Regions from separate parts of the Homo sapiens genome. Here region 1 is linked to region 2. A link is an interaction called in ENCODE POLR2A ChIA-PET data of the cell type or tissue named here. Cell type or tissue: GM12878. All regions are shown on one strand. Links, peaks and the distances in the headings refer to the core of each region. The heading gives the core; the rest is flanking DNA.

The links. Peaks named below come from ENCODE experiments on the same cell type or tissue, not always from the same donor. Only the 100,000 strongest peaks of a DNase experiment are listed, where the experiment ranks them.
Region 1: POLR2A ChIA-PET joins it to region 2 with 6 read pairs; 2 of 35 experiments call an interaction of 5 or more read pairs at or near these places.

What each region holds. Positions count from the first base shown.
Region 1 is chr12:110,904,954-110,913,921 of GRCh38, reverse strand. CCDC63 (coiled-coil domain containing 63) reads right to left here. Exons shown (of 12, transcript NM_152591.3): 12 at 6,387-6,591. The coding sequence ends at 6,446. MYL2 (myosin light chain 2) reads left to right here. Exons shown (of 7, transcript NM_000432.4): 5 at 598-676; 6 at 778-826; 7 at 2,747-3,077. The coding sequence ends at 2,845. Among named protein-coding and RNA genes, the nearest start is that of MYL2, 11 kb to the left of the region's middle. In GM12878, for the core only: a CTCF peak has its summit at 7,734 (motif pointing right); DNase peaks (open chromatin) are centred at 7,211 and 7,701; H3K4me3 peaks cover 1,113 bases; H3K27ac peaks cover 3,202 bases.
Region 2 is chr12:110,079,922-110,088,889 of GRCh38, reverse strand. LOC105369976 (a long non-coding RNA gene) reads left to right here. Exons shown (of 3, transcript XR_945334.2): 3 at 6,077-6,193. Among named protein-coding and RNA genes, the nearest start is that of C12orf76, 36 kb to the right of the region's middle. RefSeq lists a cis regulatory region at 8,635-8,968. In GM12878, for the core only: no CTCF peak of the experiment used is centred there; no DNase peak of the experiment used is centred there; H3K27ac peaks cover 331 bases.

The sequences.
Region 1 (8,968 bases), core at 431-8,430, 830 kb before region 2:
AATTAGCCAGGCATGGTGGTGTGCACCTGTAGTCCCAGGTACTCAGGAGGCTGAGGCGGGAGAATCCCTTGAACCGGGATGTCAGAGGTTGCAGTGAGCTGACATTGTGCCACTGCACTCCGGCCTTGGTAACAAGGTGAGACTCTGTCTCAAAACAAAACAAAACAAAACAAAAACACAGCAACTAACATTGCTCCAAGACTTAACCTAAGTCAGACCTCATGCTAACCACTTTATATGCATTACCCCACTTAATAGCAACTAGGAGGTATGCTCTATTCTTATCACCAGTTTACAGATGGGGAACTGAGACTAAGAGACAGAAAGTCCCTTGTCTGAGGCCACATGGCTAGCAAGTGCCAGGGTTAAGATTTGAATCCCAGGCTTTCAAATCTAGATGATGTTTGACCTTGGGTTCTCAGCCCTCTCTTCGAAATACAGAGGCTCAGTGATCAGACGAAAGCAGGGTCTTTTTCCTCCATGCAAAGCAGCCTTGCTCTGGCCCCTTCATCTCTGGGGGAACTTGGGCCCTGCTGCCTGGGGTGCCAGTGGTTCCCAGCCACCCCCAGTACATGTAAGCCCTGTGTTCCGTTTCAGGAGCGGACCCTGAGGAAACCATTCTCAACGCATTCAAAGTGTTTGACCCTGAAGGCAAAGGGGTGCTGAAGGCTGATTAGTGAGTGGGGTCTGTGGGGGAGGAAGGGGGTTCCCTGCTTGCCCCCTGTCCCCCCTACACACACACAACTGACACCAACACCTGCTTTCCTTTCTCTGCAGCGTTCGGGAAATGCTGACCACGCAGGCGGAGAGGTTTTCCAAGGAGGAGGTAATGGGGTCCTTCAAGCACTCCCTCTAACCCAGCTCCTGGGTTCTCCTTCTGGGGGGCTCCGTCTCCCCTCTCGTCTAAAGCACCCCTGACCCCACACTGACAGAGAACCAGCTATCGTCTTCTGAGGCCTGGCCTCATTTCATTCTCTGCCACCCTATGAGGTAGGGACTGGCATAACTGCCATTTTACAGATAGGCAAACTGAGACCCAGGGAAGTAAAGTCACTCATCTAAAATAACAATAATCACACCTGTAATCCCAGCACTTTGGGAGGCCAAGGCAGGAGGATCACTTGAGACCAGGAGTTTGAGACCAGCCTAGCCAACATGAGGAAACCCTGTCTCTACTAAAAATACAAAAATTAGCTGGGCATGGTGGTGGACGCCTGTATTCCCAGCCACTCAGGAGGCTGACGCATGGCACGAGAATCGCTTGAACCCGGGAGGCAGAGGTTGCAATGAGCCAAGATCATGCCACTGCACTCCAGTCTGGGCAACAGAGCAAGACTCTGTCTCAAAAATAAAATAAAATAACAACACTAATAGTAAATGCCAGGACCTAGATTCAAACCTAGGTCTGCGTGACTGCAGGTTCTGCCTTGCTCACGATGCATAGAGACCTGCTTAGAGCATGACATTATTATGGCGTGAAGGGCCGCCACATACTGTCATGTGAGTTGTGCACTGAACAATTCTTCTAAATGTCAGTTTCATAAAAGTCATCAGACTGTGTATTTGTTGCAACAGCTTTCCAGAACTGGCAGTAAAGTGTCTGGTAATAATTTTTTTTTTTTTCAACTCAGGTGGTGCGGTAGTGAGTTTGGTAGAAGGGGCACTTTTGCTAATTTGCCAAAGCTTCTGTATGAGCAAGCAATGGTGCCGTCAACCTTATTAGTGAACCTTAATGAGTCGATTTTAAATGCTCCCCTCATAGCCTCACAGGCCTGTTTCCATCAAGTTCCACATTTTACTAAAAATTGTATGTAGATTTTCCCTCCCCCAAAATTCAAGCAGCTAAAAGGGCTGCCTTCACTTTCCACCTGCTGTGTGCTTTGAACAAGCTCCTTAACCTCACTGCACCTCAATTTCCTCATCTGTAAAGTGGGAATAATAATAGAAGCTACCTCATAGGAGATTGCGAGGATTCGACATGTTAATGTGGGGAAAGTGTGAACTTGTGGCAAGGGCAATATAAGTGCTAGCTATGAATAGCCAGTATGTTTTAAAAAAATAATAATAATAACTAGCCAATGCTTTTTAAATGGGGAAATTTTGTGTAAAAACAAAAATCTAGATTTCTGACACCCTGGACCCTGTGGTCACTTCATGTCACCTTTTTAGATGGCCACGTGTCTCCATTTAGCCATAGGACCTATCCTGCTCCCTTGCATAACCTGCCTGGCCCCTCGGAACCCTTGAGTTTGTGATCCCAGTGGAAGGCTGGGTTTCCAGGGACATCTCTGCATGATGTTTACTTGGGAGGGCCCTTGGGGTCAGGGAAGGAAGAACAGGGAAGGGCAAGAAAGGAAGAACAGGGAAGGGCAAGGAAGGAAAAGTGCATGAAGGAAGAAGTTGAGCCAAGATTTAGGCCCAAAGATCGGCACTGCTGACTACCCAGGGAGGGAGCTTATTCTACAGCTCTCCTGAGAGGTACCAAGTTGGGCGAGATGGCCGTGCCTTTATACCCCCACACCAATCCCATCCGCTGGCTGTGGGCTGCCCCAGAAAGGGCATGACCTTGGGCGAGGGGGCCCTGCAGCAGCTGGGGAAGTCCTTCCCCGGAGGACCCTCTGAGTGGCCCATGTTCCCATCCCCCACCCCCCAGCTATCCGTCCACTCAGGCCCCGCCCACAGCCCCCCACCCTCCGTCTCAGTTCCCCTCCCCTCGTCCTTAGCACGTGTTGCTGGCTCATTGCAGGTTGACCAGATGTTCGCCGCCTTCCCCCCTGACGTGACTGGCAACTTGGACTACAAGAACCTGGTGCACATCATCACCCACGGAGAAGAGAAGGACTAGGAGGGGGCTCGCTGCTGCGCCCTGGGCTCGTCTTTGCAGAGTGGTCCCTGCCCTCATCTCTCTCCCCCGAGTACCGCCTCTGTCCCTACCTTGTCTGTTAGCCATGTGGCTGCCCCATTTATCCACCTCCATCTTCTTTGCAGCCTGGGTGGCTATGGGTACTTCGTGGCCGCACATCCTACAGTTGGAAATCCATCCAGAGGCCATGTTCCAATAAACAGGAGGTCGTGTATTTGGTCACGACATTTCTCTGACAAACAGTGCCTTGTGTAAGGAAGGCAAAGGCAGATGAGCTAGTGACAGCCTTGCAGTCATTATTATTGAATCTTGGTGACTCTTTATTTAAGGTAGACCTTTGCAGCCACTCAGAACTGTTTCTATCAAGGATCACGTTTTCCTGGAATGTTACCTGGATGACCAAAGCCCTCTCTTCCAAAGAGCTCAAGCATTTAGAGGGCCTTGCTTCCATGACATCTGTCCCTTGGGATGCCATCGGAATGCCTCTCCTGCCAGTGACAGTGACAAGAAGGAAGCGGACTGACACATGGTAGGAACATAGCTCGTTCAACAGTAATCACACCTGCTAATCCTAAGAGGGTGACTTCTAGTTTCAGATAAAGTAGAAGTTGTCTGTACTTCTTCCCTAGCAAACTGAGGGAGTGGTACTGACTTCTGTCTCTGTCTGGGGCCCAGGCCTGGATGTGAGTTGACCTTTGATTTTGAATGACCACAGTCACGGTTGAAGCATTCAGGTCTGTTATGGCTGCAAGAGTCCCAGTGTAAGAAACAAATAGGGCCAGGTGTGGTGGCTCACGCCTGTGATGCTAGCGCTTTGAGAGGCTGAGGCAGGAGGATCACTTGAGCCCAAAAGTTTGAGACCAGCCTAGGCAACATAGTGAGATCCAATCTCTATAAAAAATAAATAGCCAGGCATGGTGGTGTGCACCTGTGGTCTCAGCTACCCAGGAGGCTGCAGTGGGAAGATCGCTTGAGCCCAGGAGGTCGAGGCTGCAGTGAACTGCACTCCAGCCTGGGTGGCAGAGTAAGACTCTGTCTCTTAGAAAAGGAAAAAAAAAAAAAACAGAAATAGGTTCAAATAACTAAGAAGTCCAAGGGCTTCAAGCACAATTGCACCTAGGAGCCCAGGCAGTGCCCTCAGAGGCTGGGGAGGCCTCTGTTTTCTGTCACGTTGCTCTGCTCTCAGCAGTGGCAAAATAATTAAGAGCAGCTCCTGCCCCTTTTCCAGCCCCTCAGCAATCCTAGAAGAGCGTACTCCTCTCTCTTCCAGCTCCACACAAACATCAGAACAGGGCCTTGTGGGATCCCTCTGGGGCACTTGACACCCCTGAGCCAATCACCATGGACTGGCAAGGGCAGTGCTCTGATGGACAGGCCTGGCTCAAATGATCAGCCCTGTGCTGGGGTTGAAATCAGAGTCCTCCTGAACCATATGGCCTGGAGATGGGAGGGAAGATTCCCCAGAGGAAAACCCAAGAAGAAGCAGGGAGTGGACTTCGGGTACTTCAAGTTTTCAAGAGAATCCCAAGAACCCTCCCAGCACTTTGGGAGGTCGAGTCAGGCAGATGGCTTGAGGTCAGGAGTTCGAGACCAGCCTGGCCAAAATGGCAAAACCCCGTCTCTACTAAGAATACAAAAATTAACCAGGCATGGTGGCACATGCCTGTAATCCCAGCTACTCAGTAGGCTGAGGCAAGAGAATCACTTGAACCCGGGAGGTGGAGGTTGCAGTGAGCTGAGATCACACCACTCACTGAGCTGAGATCACTCCAGCCTGGGCGACAGAGCCAAACTCCGTCTCGGAAAAAAAAAAAAAAAGAGAGAGAGAGAGAGAGACTCCTAAGAACCCAAGAACCCAGGACACAGCCCAAGTCAGTGATGTGATGGGAAGAAGCTGAAATGTGGTGACGGAGTGGAGCTGGGGTCACAGTGAAGGCAGGAGGACCCAGGAGGCCAGAGGAGCCACAGTTAGGGCCAGTCCTCAAGGCTTGACAATGACAACAGTGGGAGGAGCTCAGGGCTGAGCCATTAACAAGACGAATGAAACTGTCCCCTGGCTGCAGAGACCTGGGGCCCCTTTCAAAGCAGGCTGCGTGGGCAGGGACCCAGGGGAGTCATGGCCCCATCCCCATGACCCAGGACACCCCACACCCTGTGGTGACCCTCGCCCCTCACGGCTTCCCTGCACTCCAGAGTTGGTCCAGGCCGAGAGCCTCATACCCGGGCTCCTGTGGTCAGAGATGCAGTCCGGCACCAAGAAGGCGGGACTCAGGACACTCCAGGGCAGTGCGTGGTTCTGGGCAAGACACCCTGGACTCAGCTCCACAGTGACATGCTCACCCACGACAGACACACGCAGAGACAGAGACATGCAGAGACACACAGAGAGATACAGAGATGCACACAGATACACAGTGAGCTGAGATCACACCACTCACTGAGCTGAGATCACTCCAGCCTGGGCAACAGAGCCAAACTCCGGCTCAAAAAAAAAAAAAAAGAGAATCCCAAGAACAGGTACAGACTTGCAGAGACATACAGAACACACAGAGACAGAGACACAGGGACATACAGAGATGCACACAGAGATACAGAGACACACACAGATACAGACACGCAGAGACACACAGACAGGGACACACAGAGACATACAGAGACACACACAGAGACACAGAGATGCACACAGATACAGACATGCAGAGACACACAGAGAGAGAGACACAGAAACATACAGAGACACACACAGAGACACACAGATAGGGACACACAGAGACACACACAGAGAGAGCCACAGAAACATACAGAGACACATAGACAGGGACACACAGAGACATACACAGGTGCAGACATGCAGAGACACACAGAGACAGAGACACAGAGACATACGGAGATGCACGCAGATACAGACATGCAGAGACACACACGGACACAGAGATATACAGAGACACACACCGGTGCAGACACGCAGAGACACACAGAAACAGAGACACAGAGACATATGGAGATGCACACAGATACTGAGACACACACGGGTACACACATACATGGACACACAGACACAGAGACACACTCAGATACACAAAGAGATATACACAGACATATATACAGACACATAGATACAAACACACAGAGACACAGACACTCAGAAACACAGATATACACACATGTACACAGACACACCCAGAGTAGCAGATCCAGCACGCCCCCAGCTCCCACTTCCCATTTGTGAGTGTTTGCCACACCTCGGGTGGCCAGGGGCGTCTCAGGATCCACACTTTGGCTCCAGCATGGCCCCTCCCCCGGGCTAGTCCCTGTTACATCTGGTGGACCGCATCTGCATCCATGTCTCTGCATATCTGGGGGTGGCCTGTGCTGGTCTCCAGCTCAGAGGTTTCCAGGGGCCTTGATGGACTCACATGGTTCCCACTCCCTGTTCCCGCTTTTACTTCTCGCTCCTCGGCCCCAGCCCAGAGGTGGCCCCAGTACCCAAAGCCCTTAGTAATGTGTGTGACAGGCACGAGGCTACAGAACAAAACATTTATTCTTTCGGTTATGTTGCAAAGGTGGCCCCATGCATGCACCTCACATGGTTACTTTCTTCCTGGATCTGAAGTCATCCACCTTCTCAGGCAGGCTGTCTCCGCGCACTTCCTTACTCCGATTCTCCTTCAGGATATAATTGTCGAGAACCAGCTGCCGAAGGCTGCTGTGGTCCAGGGGCTGTTCCACTGCACCAAGATCAGATTTGTGTGAGGTGCTGGGAAATCAACCCCAGGGCTGGGGCTAAGCCTGGTTTGGCGTCCCTCCATAGCACTGGGGAGTGGAGCATGGAAATTCTCAGGTTTCAAGGAGGGGGAGAATGAACAGAAATATACTTCTTGGGGCTGCCCAGACAATGACTAGTTTTTCTCCCAGACAAGGATGTGAAGAATGTCTGGTTTAATGTTAAGGAGTTAGGGCCACCATGTGCAGTTGTTCAGGATGTGCACTGCACAAAGACACCTGAGGAGAGCGGTAGATGGATGGGCTGAAATCCAGCCCCCACTTGATTGCTGAGCCATAGCTACCCAGAAGGGGCAACTTTTTCTAATTTAATCTACCCAGAAGTGGCCCTTCTAATTCACACCTGTAGGCCATAGAGGCCAGTGGGCTGGGAGAACCTAATGTTCATCAACATTCCCTTGAACAGATGTGAAGACAGTATCTGTACATTTCTGACCTTGTGAGGACGACTTAACCAGCAGCTTGGCCCACCTCTCCCCCCAACCTTTTAGGAACTGAAAGGGCGGTGGAAGTTGTGCTGAGATGGGTGGCATCTGACCTAGCTTTCACTCCTGCTGCGTTTCAGTCTCCTCAGCTGAAACACACAGGATCTCTGTGTGTGCGTGTGTGTGTGCATGTGTTGTGTGCATGTGTGTGTGTGCACGTGTGCTTGTTGGGGGTCTCTACATCCTTGGCACACTTGAAATGCTGCTCAGAGAAATGGGGGCAGCTTTTAAAAAATTGATTTTTTCCCCTACTTACTAAAGTCATGCAAGGTCATTGTAAGAGAAAATTTCAAACAATACAGAATTGTTTAACTTAGAAATGCAACATTATTTGCAAACCACCATCCAGAATTATCCACTGTAACAGGTGGCTTATACACCTCTGTTTGGTTTTTTATGCATAATCTAGAAACCTTCCTCCTTCCCTTTCTCTCATCGCCCCTCCCTCCTCCTCCTCCTCCTCCTCCTCCTCTTCCTGCCTCTGAGCCTTCCTCCCTCTCTCCCTCTCCCTCCCCCTCTCACATGTCTTATATCTCTTATTACGTATCAGGGTTGTGAAGTGCTGTCCTGTGCATTGTGAGATTTTTAGCAGCATCCTTGGCCACTAGATGACAGCAGCACCGTCACTTTCAGTTGTGACAACCAAAAATATCTTCAGATATTGCCAAATGTCCCATAAAGGGTAAATCACCCCTGACTGAGGACTACTGGCAAAAAAAAAGTATATATATTATATATATATTATATATTATATTATTATAATATATAATATATATTATATTATATAATATATATTATAATAATATAATATATATTTTATATAATATATATTATAATAATATAATATATATTTTATATAATATATATTATATATAATATAATATATATTATATATAATATTATATATATACACACACACATATATACACATACACACACACATATATATACATACACGTGTGTGTGTACACACGCATGTGTGTGCCTGTGTATTGCATGCATATGTAGAGAATGTTTTTAGAAAGATGGGATTATACAATACAGTACTTCTCAGGATGCCCAGACAATTGTGCAACTGACTGTTTTCCCTTTTTGTCTTAATATCAAGGGCATCTTCCTAGTCTCTTCATATTGGCCCTGTGCCTTATTTTTGGGGCTGCTTAGAATTCCACTGCATGGGTGGATGAGCTGGACCTTATTTAACCAATCTCTAAGGGGTGGGCATTATACTTGTTTCCAGTTTGGGGCTGCAGTGAACAGCCTCCACTCCTCCACCTTTCATCTTCCACCCTTGAGTAGTCCTTCTGGAAGGATCGGTTCCCATATATGTGGCCAAACTGCTCTCCAAAAAGCAGGTGAGGTCAATTTGATTCCCACCTTCAGAGTGAAGGCCTGGCTCCCCACATGAGGAGGATGAGTGAGTTTCCACCTTGGAAAAGAAGGAAGATCAATGGGCTGGTGTTGGAAGAGCCACAGTTGACCATTTCGCTTCTGGCATGGACCAGGTTGAAGCTGCTTCAACCGTGGGGTTAGGGGACAAAAATGGGGAGGGGCCAAGGATGGGTCCTGGAGGCACAATGGGTCAGGGAAAGGGTGGTCATAGGTGAGTGAGACTCAGGAGCATAGATAGGGTGAGCATGAGACACTGAGTCTGGGAACTCTGTTTACTCATAACTTGCCAACTTGTAAACTTTTGATATTTTAAGGTTCATTTTAAATGATCAAAAGGTAGTTTTGACTTTTAAAAATATCCAAAATAACTAAACTTCAGGATCTGTGTCACCCTAGCATCATAGAGAGAAAAGTCCCCAAGCAAGTGACACCAAGTGACCACAGC
Region 2 (8,968 bases), core at 652-8,651:
GAGCGATGTATTCAGCTTTTGGGTTAAAAAGGAGATGCTGTCAGGCACAGGTGGTTATCTGGGTAGATTACATAAAAACACACAAGAAATGCTCTTTGTGTTAAAAGAAGAAAAAAGAAAAAACAAAACTTGGCCAGGCACAGTGGCTCACACCTATAATCCCAGAACTTTGGGAGGCCAAGGCGGGCGGATTGCTTAAGGTCAGGAGTTCGAGACCAGCCTGGCCAACATGGCAAAACCCCATCTCTACCAAAAATACAAAAATTAGCCAGGTGTGGTGGCACACTCCTGTAATCCCAGCTACTCAGGAGGCTGAGGCATGAGAATCGCTTGAACCTGGGAGGCAGAGGTTGCAGTGAGCCAAGATCACGCCTCTGCACTCCAGCCTGGGCTACAGAACTAGACTCTGTCTCAAAAAAAAAAACCCAAAAAAACCTTGTTTCCTCAAAAACTTAAATATAGAATTACCACAAGACCCAGCAATTCTACTACTGGCTATATCTCCAAAGAATCGAAAGCAGAAACATGAACAGGAATTTGCAGAACCATGTTTATAGCAGCATTATCCCCAGTGAGCCGAGATTGTGCCGCTGCACTCTGGCCTGGGCAAGAGAGCGAGACTCTGTCTCAAAAAATAAAAATAAAAAATAAAAAAAGAAGTCCCAAAGTAGGGTAGCTCCTGAATTAGTTAACTCAATTGTTCGAACCAAGTTCTTACCATCATTCTGCTCTGCCATCCAGAGCATGTCATTTCAGAAAGACCATCTCTTCTCGCATCTGTTTCTTAGGAATGACTCCTTCCTTCTTTCCTTCCTTCCTGCCTTCTTGCCTTCTTTCCTTCCTTTCCTCTGTCCCTCCCTCCTTCCTTCCTTGACAGGATCTCAGTCTGTCAGACAGGCTGGAGTGCAGTGATGTGTTCATAGCTGATTGCAACCTTAGACTCCTGCACTCAAGTGATCCTCCCACCTCAGCCTCCCAAGTAGCTGCGACAACAGGCATGCACCACCACGCCTGGCTAATTTAAAAATTTTTTATAGACAGGTCTCACTATCAGCCCAGACTGATCTCAAACTCCTGAGCTCAAGCAATCCTCCCATCTCAGCCTCCCAAAGTGCTGAGATTACAGGTTTGAGCCAGTAAGCCCGGCCCCTACGTCTTTCTTTAGAAGCCCCACAACAAATTTCCTCTTGTGTTTCATAGCCATACACTTGTTTTCATACCCATTCCTACACCAGTCACCCACAAGTAGAATGGGACTAACATGATATTCCTGAATTGGGGATGATGTTGTCTTTCTCAAGAGTTTAAAACCTGAATAAAATTGGGGATTCTGTTAACAAGGAAAATAGAATGGTTTGTTTGTTTGTTTGTTTGTTTGTTTATAGAGGGGGTCTCACTCAGCACTCACTGCAGCCTCCACCTCCTGGGCTCAAATGATCCCCCACCAACTGCCACCCAGCTTCCAGAGTAGCTGGGACCGTAGGTGCATGCCACCATACCTGGCTATTTTTTCTTTTTCTTTTTTTTTTGTTTGAGATAGAGTCTCGCTCTGTCACCCAGGCTAGAGTGCAGTGGTGCAATCTCGATTCACTGCAGGCTCTGCAGTGAATGGGTATGAAAACAAGTGTATGGCTATGAAACACGAGAGGAAATTTGTTGTGGGGCTTCTAAAGAAAGATGTAGGGGCCAGGCCTACTGGCTCAAACCTGTAATCTCAGCACTTTGGGAGGCTGAGATGGGAGGATTGCTTGAGCTCATGAGTTCGAGATCAGCCTGGGCTGATACAGTGAGACCTGTCTAGAACTCCCGGGTTCAAGCGATTCTCCTGCCCCAGCCTCCCGAGTAGCTGGAATTACAGGCGCCCACCACCACACCCAACTAATTTTTTGTATTTTTAGTAGGGACGGAGTTTGGCCATGTTGGCCAGGTTGGTCTCAAACTCCTGGCCTCAGGTGATCCACCTACCTCAGCCTCCCAAAGTGCTGGGATTACAGGCATGAGCCACCACGCCCTGCCTCCACCTGGCTATATTTTCTATTTTTTATAGAGAAAAGGGGTCTCATTATGTTGCCCAGGCTGATCTTGAACTCCTGGGCTCGAGGGATCCTCCTGCCTCCCAAAGTGCTGGGATTTCAGGCATGAGCTCCCATGCCCCACTTAGAATGAATTTTGAATGGGCAATTAAGAGTGTCTGCTACACCCCTGAGACTGACAAGCTCTCGGGATTAATGGACACGTGGGAAGGACTGTTTCAAGCGTGCTTCTATTACCAACTAGCAAGTGAGGGGTATGAGTTCCCAAATTCTGGGTCAAAGGTGGCTCACTTACAGATTCTCATTCCAGCCTGTGAGATGGAGTAAAGGAAGAGTGGGGCGTGCTCTTTATTTTTAAGGTCATGACCTCTGCACAAACAGTTCCCTCTACTTCCTGCCCTAAGTAAGCCCTGGCTCTTCCCTGATAGTCCTTGAAGCCCTTACCAGGGAATGGTGGTCCTTCTCCCAACCCCATGGTGTCCTCTGTCCTCCACACCTCTATTACTAGATCCATAGTCCTCCATCTTGAGTAAGTGCTGAGGCTCCTGGCATCTGGCTGTACCACCTTCTGTGCCCTCTCATTGATGATGCCTACTCATCAATCAGTCAACCAACCTATCAACCCTTATTCTCAAAGGGCTTTGGCAACTGGCTTATCCTTCTCACCCCAGTTCCTACTGCCATACTGGTGACTTTAATGACCTAGGACCTGGCCGAACTCCTGGCCCCTCAGCTCCTGTCCCTTCTTATTCCAATGACCTTCACCTCCACTCTGCTTTAGCCACCATTTCCCTGGACCATGTCCTGGACCTTGGTTTCTCCTGGAAAAAATCTTCCTCTAAAGTCTCACATTTCTCTGATCACAGGCTTGCACCTTCTGTTCTTTTGGTCATTCCAGCTTAGCAGTTCTTTGAACTACAGAATCCCTTGGCCCTTCCACTTTCTCCCTCTCAGGACCCTCCTTCCTCCAATTCCTTTCCCATCCAGCCTAGATTCCATGATCTTTGCTATATCCAGGCATGGATGTTGTGAACGACTCCCCGACATCCATTCCAACCCAGATGGTTGGTCCAAGCAGGTCATGGTCATTCCCTGTCTTTTGTCAGGAGAGGAACAGGCGTGTGACTCACTTCTAGCACTAGAGGGTAGAGTGAGGTGGGACGAAAGGGACTCTGGGAAAGATTTTCCCATGAAAGAGACAAAAGAATTGATTATCTTTCTTTCTGAGGACGAACCCAACAACAAGGGTGGCAGTACAGAGAGAAAGAAAGAACCCAGATCCTTGACTATGTTGTCAAGCCACTAAATCAACACACTCTGAAGCTTATCTTGCCCCAGGATATCCTAGTACATGAAATAACCATTTATTTCATATTTAAGCCAGCTTGAGTCAGGCATTCTGCTACTTTCACACAAAAGCACCCTAAATAACATAATTTGCAACTTGTGGCAAAAGCCCAGTCCTGGATCAATGTAAATTTCCTTCCATGATGTTTATACCTGTTCTGGTTAGACTGGTGGAGAAGACAACAGGTCCTCAGTCCTCCAGAAACCTCAGACGTCTCTCTACCCTCCACCATTAGGAGAGCCTTAGTTTTCCTCATCTATCTCCAGCCTTTGTTTAGGGTTGCAGAAGACCTGGGTTGTTATGTAAAATGGCCAGCTATCTTGACTAGGAAACAGGTATTTTTTGAATTTCCCAAGGATAGCATGGGTATTCAGCTTGGGTAGAGAGGAATAGAGGGGAGATCTTGAGGTTTAAATAAACCCAGCATTTATAAGAAGGTAGGGTAGGTATATCCAGATTAAGCTGAGTGAACCAAGTCATTCCCAGTGGCTGAGTTGAGTCAGGGGACAAAGAAAAGCTTTCTGCTCTATGTTGTGGCCTGACAGGGGATGCAAGTCCCAGGAAAGGGTGATCTATGGGCAGAGCAACAGAATCAGCCTTTTGCTGCTGTATCTTGGGCCTGGCTAGTTACAGTCCCAGTAACACATGTTGACACCATAACAAACAGTAGACACCAATGATGACATACCTTAAAATTATGTGAACCACTTGGCAAGTCCTGGTGGGTTGCTGGGTGTGGAGGTGGAAGGCCGTTCCTGTTGGTGGGAAGGCCCCAGGTTGCTCCCATAATCTGTCACTTAGACTGCTGGCAATAACAAATTCATGGTCTCTAATTCTTACCACCACCCGGGAATTCCTGTTTTCCCTGTTGGCGCTCTCCTCCCGTTCACCATAGCAACTATTTTGAATCTTCTTGACACTCATCCCACTTCCCACCCTCTTGCCTTTCCTCTCATTCTCATCAGACAACTCTGCCTCCTATTTCTTTTTCTATTCTTTCCCTCCTTCCTTCCATCCTTCCTTCCTTCCTTTCCTTCCTTCCTTCTTTTTCTTTCTTTCTCTCTTTCTTTTTCTTTTTTTTTTTTTGAGACAGGGTCTTACTCTGTTGCCCAGACTGGGGTGAAGTGGTACAATCATGGCTTACTGCAGTCTTGACCTCCTGAGTTCAAGGTGATCCTCCTACCTCAGCCTCCCAAGTGGCTGGGACTACCCTGCCTCCTATTTCAATATTTGTGTTGAACTCAGGAGTTTGAGACCAGCCTGGCCAACATGGTGAAACCCTGTCTCTACTAAAAAAAATACAAAAATTAGCTGGGGGTGGTGGTGCACGCCTGTAATCCCAGCTACTAAGGAGGCTGAGGCAGGAGAATCCTTTGAACCCAGGAGGTGGAGGTTGCAGTGACCCAAGATCTTGCCACTGCACTCCAGACTGAGCGACAGAGCAAGACTCCATCTCATGGCTCACACCTGTAATCCCAGCACTTTGGGAGGCCGAGGCGGGTGGATCACTTGAGGTCAAGAATTCAAGGCCAGCCTGGCCAACATGGTGAAACCCCATCTCTACTAAAAATACAAAAGTAGCTGAATATGTTGGCACATGCCAATAATCCCAGCTACTTGGGAAGCTGAGGCAGAAGAATTGCTTGAACCCGGGAGGTAGAGGTTGCAGTAAGCCGAGATCGCACCACTGCACTCCAGCCTGGGCAACAAGAGCGAAACTGTGTCTCCAAAAAAAAAAAAAAGAAAAAGGAAAAGAAAATATTTTTTATTTTTATTTTGCTATGTTGTCCAGGCTGGTCTCAAAATCCTGGCCTCAAGTGATCCTCCCACCTCCGCCTCCCAAGTAGCTGGGACTATGGGCGTGAGCACAAGACTTCACACAAAATAGATGCCATCTATCTGATTGGGACTACCCTTACCTTACTTGCTTATTTGCAACTAAACTCACCTTTTCTTCTATCCCACAGATGTTGTAGCACTGTCCAGTTGAACTTTCTACAATGGTAGGCAAGTTCTGTATGTCTTTGCTGTTCAATATGGTAGCCATTAGCTACATGTGGCTATTGAAATACGGCTTGTACAACTGAAGAAGTGAATTTTAAATTTTATTTCATTTTAATTAATTTAAATTGAAGTAGCCACATGGGGTGAGTAGCCACCCTATTAGGCAGCACCAGTTTAGCATAACTAAAAGAAAAACATTTTTAGATACCAAGGCACGGGGGTTTCTGCTAACCCTCTGACATCACTAGGCAATAGACTCTTGATCAACTTATTTTAAGAATTCTGGGCCAGGCACAGTGGCTCATGACTATAATCCCAGCATTTTGGGAGGCCGAGGCAGGGGGATCACCTGAGGTCGGGAGTTCGAGACCAGCCTGACCAACAGGGAGAAACCTCATCTCTACTAAAAATACAAAATTAGCCAGGCGTGGTGGCGCATTCCTATAATCCCAGCTACTTGAGAGGCTGAGGCAGGAGAATCACTTGAACCCAGGAGGCGGGGGTTGCAGTGAGCTGAGACATTGCACTCCACTCCCATGGGCAACAAGAACGAAACTCGGTCTGAAAAGAAAAAGCATTCTGAATTAGGTGATGAGAAGGAAGCAAGAGAGAGTTAAAAAGGCACATTCACTGAGAAATAGCCCTGGAGAAATATAGAGGAAAATAATATTGCTTTGACATGTTGTTTTAGTCATGGCAGTTATCAAGAAAGAAACCACAGTGAACCACGGCTGGAACATTGCACACCCGACAGAGAAGAAAAGCCTTGGCCAGGCACGGTGGCTCACGCCTGTAATCCCAGCACTTTGGGCGGATCACGAGGTCAGGAGATCGAGACCATCCTAGCTAACACGGTGAAACCCCGTCTCTACTAAAAATACAAAAAAATTAGCCAGGCATGGTGGCGGGCGCCTGTAGTCCCAGCTACTTAGGAGGCTGAGGCAGGAGAATGGCGTGAACCTGGGAGGCAGAGCTTGTAGTGAGCCAAGACTGTGCCACTGCACTCCAGCCTGGGCGACAGAGCGAGACTCCATCTCAAGAAAAAAAAGAAAAAAAGAAGAAAAGCCTTGTATCGTGGCTGTAAAGCCCCGCTGGTACGGACATGTTCACAGAGTCTGTGGGAAGAAGTATGGAACACCAGCCAGGTAGAGGAGAGTGAGGTGTCATCATCAGTTGAGTAATTTCAAAGGGTGTCCAGTTATCTTTGTTTGCATTTTCTATCTTTAATGCAAAATGTGTGCAATACAAATAGAATGGTAACTTGCATGTCCCATTTTGTGTAGCTGATTTTGCTCACTTTTGGAGACTCTTGTTGGGGCAGTCCTGGAGAAATAGCTGAGAGAGCAAAACAGCTGAATATTCATTATTTTCTTAAGTGGTCGATAACTGCAAAAGCTCTATGTCATTTCTTAAACAGTTTCTTTCAGTCTCTTTACCTCTAGGTATGCTAGTTTACAAGGACTCTAGATGCCCTGGGAGCTTCAAAATGTTTCACCAATTATCAGAGGAAGGTAAGGCCTGCTGGAAACCAGAGCAAACCAGAATCAGGGACTCCTTGTTATCTTTAGATCATTAACTTATTATTATAATACTAAAATCCCCACCCATAGAAGAAAATTACTATTTTCTGACCATGCATCGTATGAAGACACATGTTTATGGTTTGTGCCTGCGCATCTAAAGTTCCTCCCTGCACAGACTTACAAACCTTTCCACCCCATATCTAACTCTTTAAAATTCTCCAGCTTTCCACAGCTTGGGGAGGAGGAGGTGTTTCTGGAGTGAGAGGTCACTCCTTCTCCTTCTCTGGCCAGAGAATAAATCCAGCTGGCCTTTTTTTTTTTTCCAATTTTGGTGTTCTTTCTTTGCAAGTGATATAAAATAAGGAAAGGACTCAGTTTACCTATGACAGTTCTATCACTTTATATTTTGAAAAGTTACACATCTTTTCAAATCTGTAAAGTTTGAGTACATTTTCCTCTCCCTCGGACCTCCCCTAAATGAGTAGCCAATTGTTTAAAGATCCTATCTGGAGGAATTTATTTCTCCCTTGATTTAAATGTTTTTATCACACACTAAGTTCCTACTTTTTTTTTTTTTTTTTTTTTTTTTTTTTTGCATACAGAGTCTCACTCTGTTGCCCAGGCTGGAGTGCAGTGGCATGAACATGGCTCACTGCAGCCTTGACCTTCCGGGCTCAAGCGATCCTCCCACCTCAGCCTCCCGAGTGGTTGAGACCACAGGCGTGCACCACCACTGGCTGATTTATTTTTATATCTTGTAGAGACAGGGCCTCCCTCTGTTGCCCAGGATGATCTTGAACTCCTGGGCTCAAGCAATCCTGCTGCTTTGGCTGCCCAAAGTGCTGGGATTACAGGTGTGAGCCACCACACCCGGGTTCCACCTATCTTCGTGTTTAATACTTGACTCCATTCTGTTCCAGTAATTTATCTGTCAGGTCCCTTACTAGAGCGGCTTTAATTTCACAGCTTTACCATCGCTCTTAATATCTCCTTGGCCACCGGCTTACTTGTGAAGTGTTCATCCCGTGGCCTCTGGATACTCACTGTCTCCTGGTCTTCCTCTCCTCCCTAGTGCCTCAGCTTAGTCTCCTTGATGTTGGTGTCCTTTAAGGAGCTGTCTTCAGTCCCCCTCCATGTCACTGTACCCTTTCCCTGGGCAGGACCCTGTCTCCACTCTTGCCCTTTCTGCCCATTTTCCAGGGTGCAGCCAGAGTGCTCTGAGTTGCAAATGAGATCATGCCACACCCTTGTTTATAAACCCACTTATTGCTCTCAGGGAAAATTCCAGACAGACTCCTTAACACCAGCACATAACGGCTGGACGAGGTTCAGGTGAATGTAGTTTGTTGGGAGGTGACCCAGGAAGAGGCATGGGGAAGGGAGGCAGGGAAGGGAAGGCAATCGACACAGGAAGCACTAAAGAGCAGGTCACGACCAGGCATGGTGGCTCACGCCTGTAATTCCAGCACTTTGGGAGGCTGAGGTGGTTGGATCACTTGAGGTCAGGAGTTCGTGACCAGCCTGGCCAACATAGTGAAACCTTGTCTCTACTAAAAATACAAAAATTAGCCGGGCGTGGTGGAGGGCGCCTGTAATCCCCACCTACTCGGGGAGGCTGAGGCAGAAGAATCGTTTGAACCCGAGAGGGGAAGGTTGCAGTGAGCCGATGTGGCGCCGCTGCACTGCAACCGGGGCAACAGAGCGAGACTCCATCTCGGGGGTGGGAGCGGAGGGGGGTGGAATTAAAAAAGGAAGGGCAGGTCATCGCTGTGGGCATCTGGGCTCTGTCCCACTAGGGTCCCCTGGAGACTGCCTAGACCTGCCTCAGTGCTGTCCCACCTGAGGGAATTGGGGTATTTAATCAGCAGTCCCCTAGCCTCTATTCTCTGAGAGCTCTCTCTCTTCTTTCTCTCTCTCTCTCTCTCGCTCCTTCCTTTTCTTCTTCCTCCTTTCTCCCTGTCTTCTCCCTTCATGGACGTCAGCGCTTGACGCCATGTTTGTTTGTGGCCCCGCCCACAGCCATAGCTGATTGGACTAGGGATAAATAACTAGGCCAATCA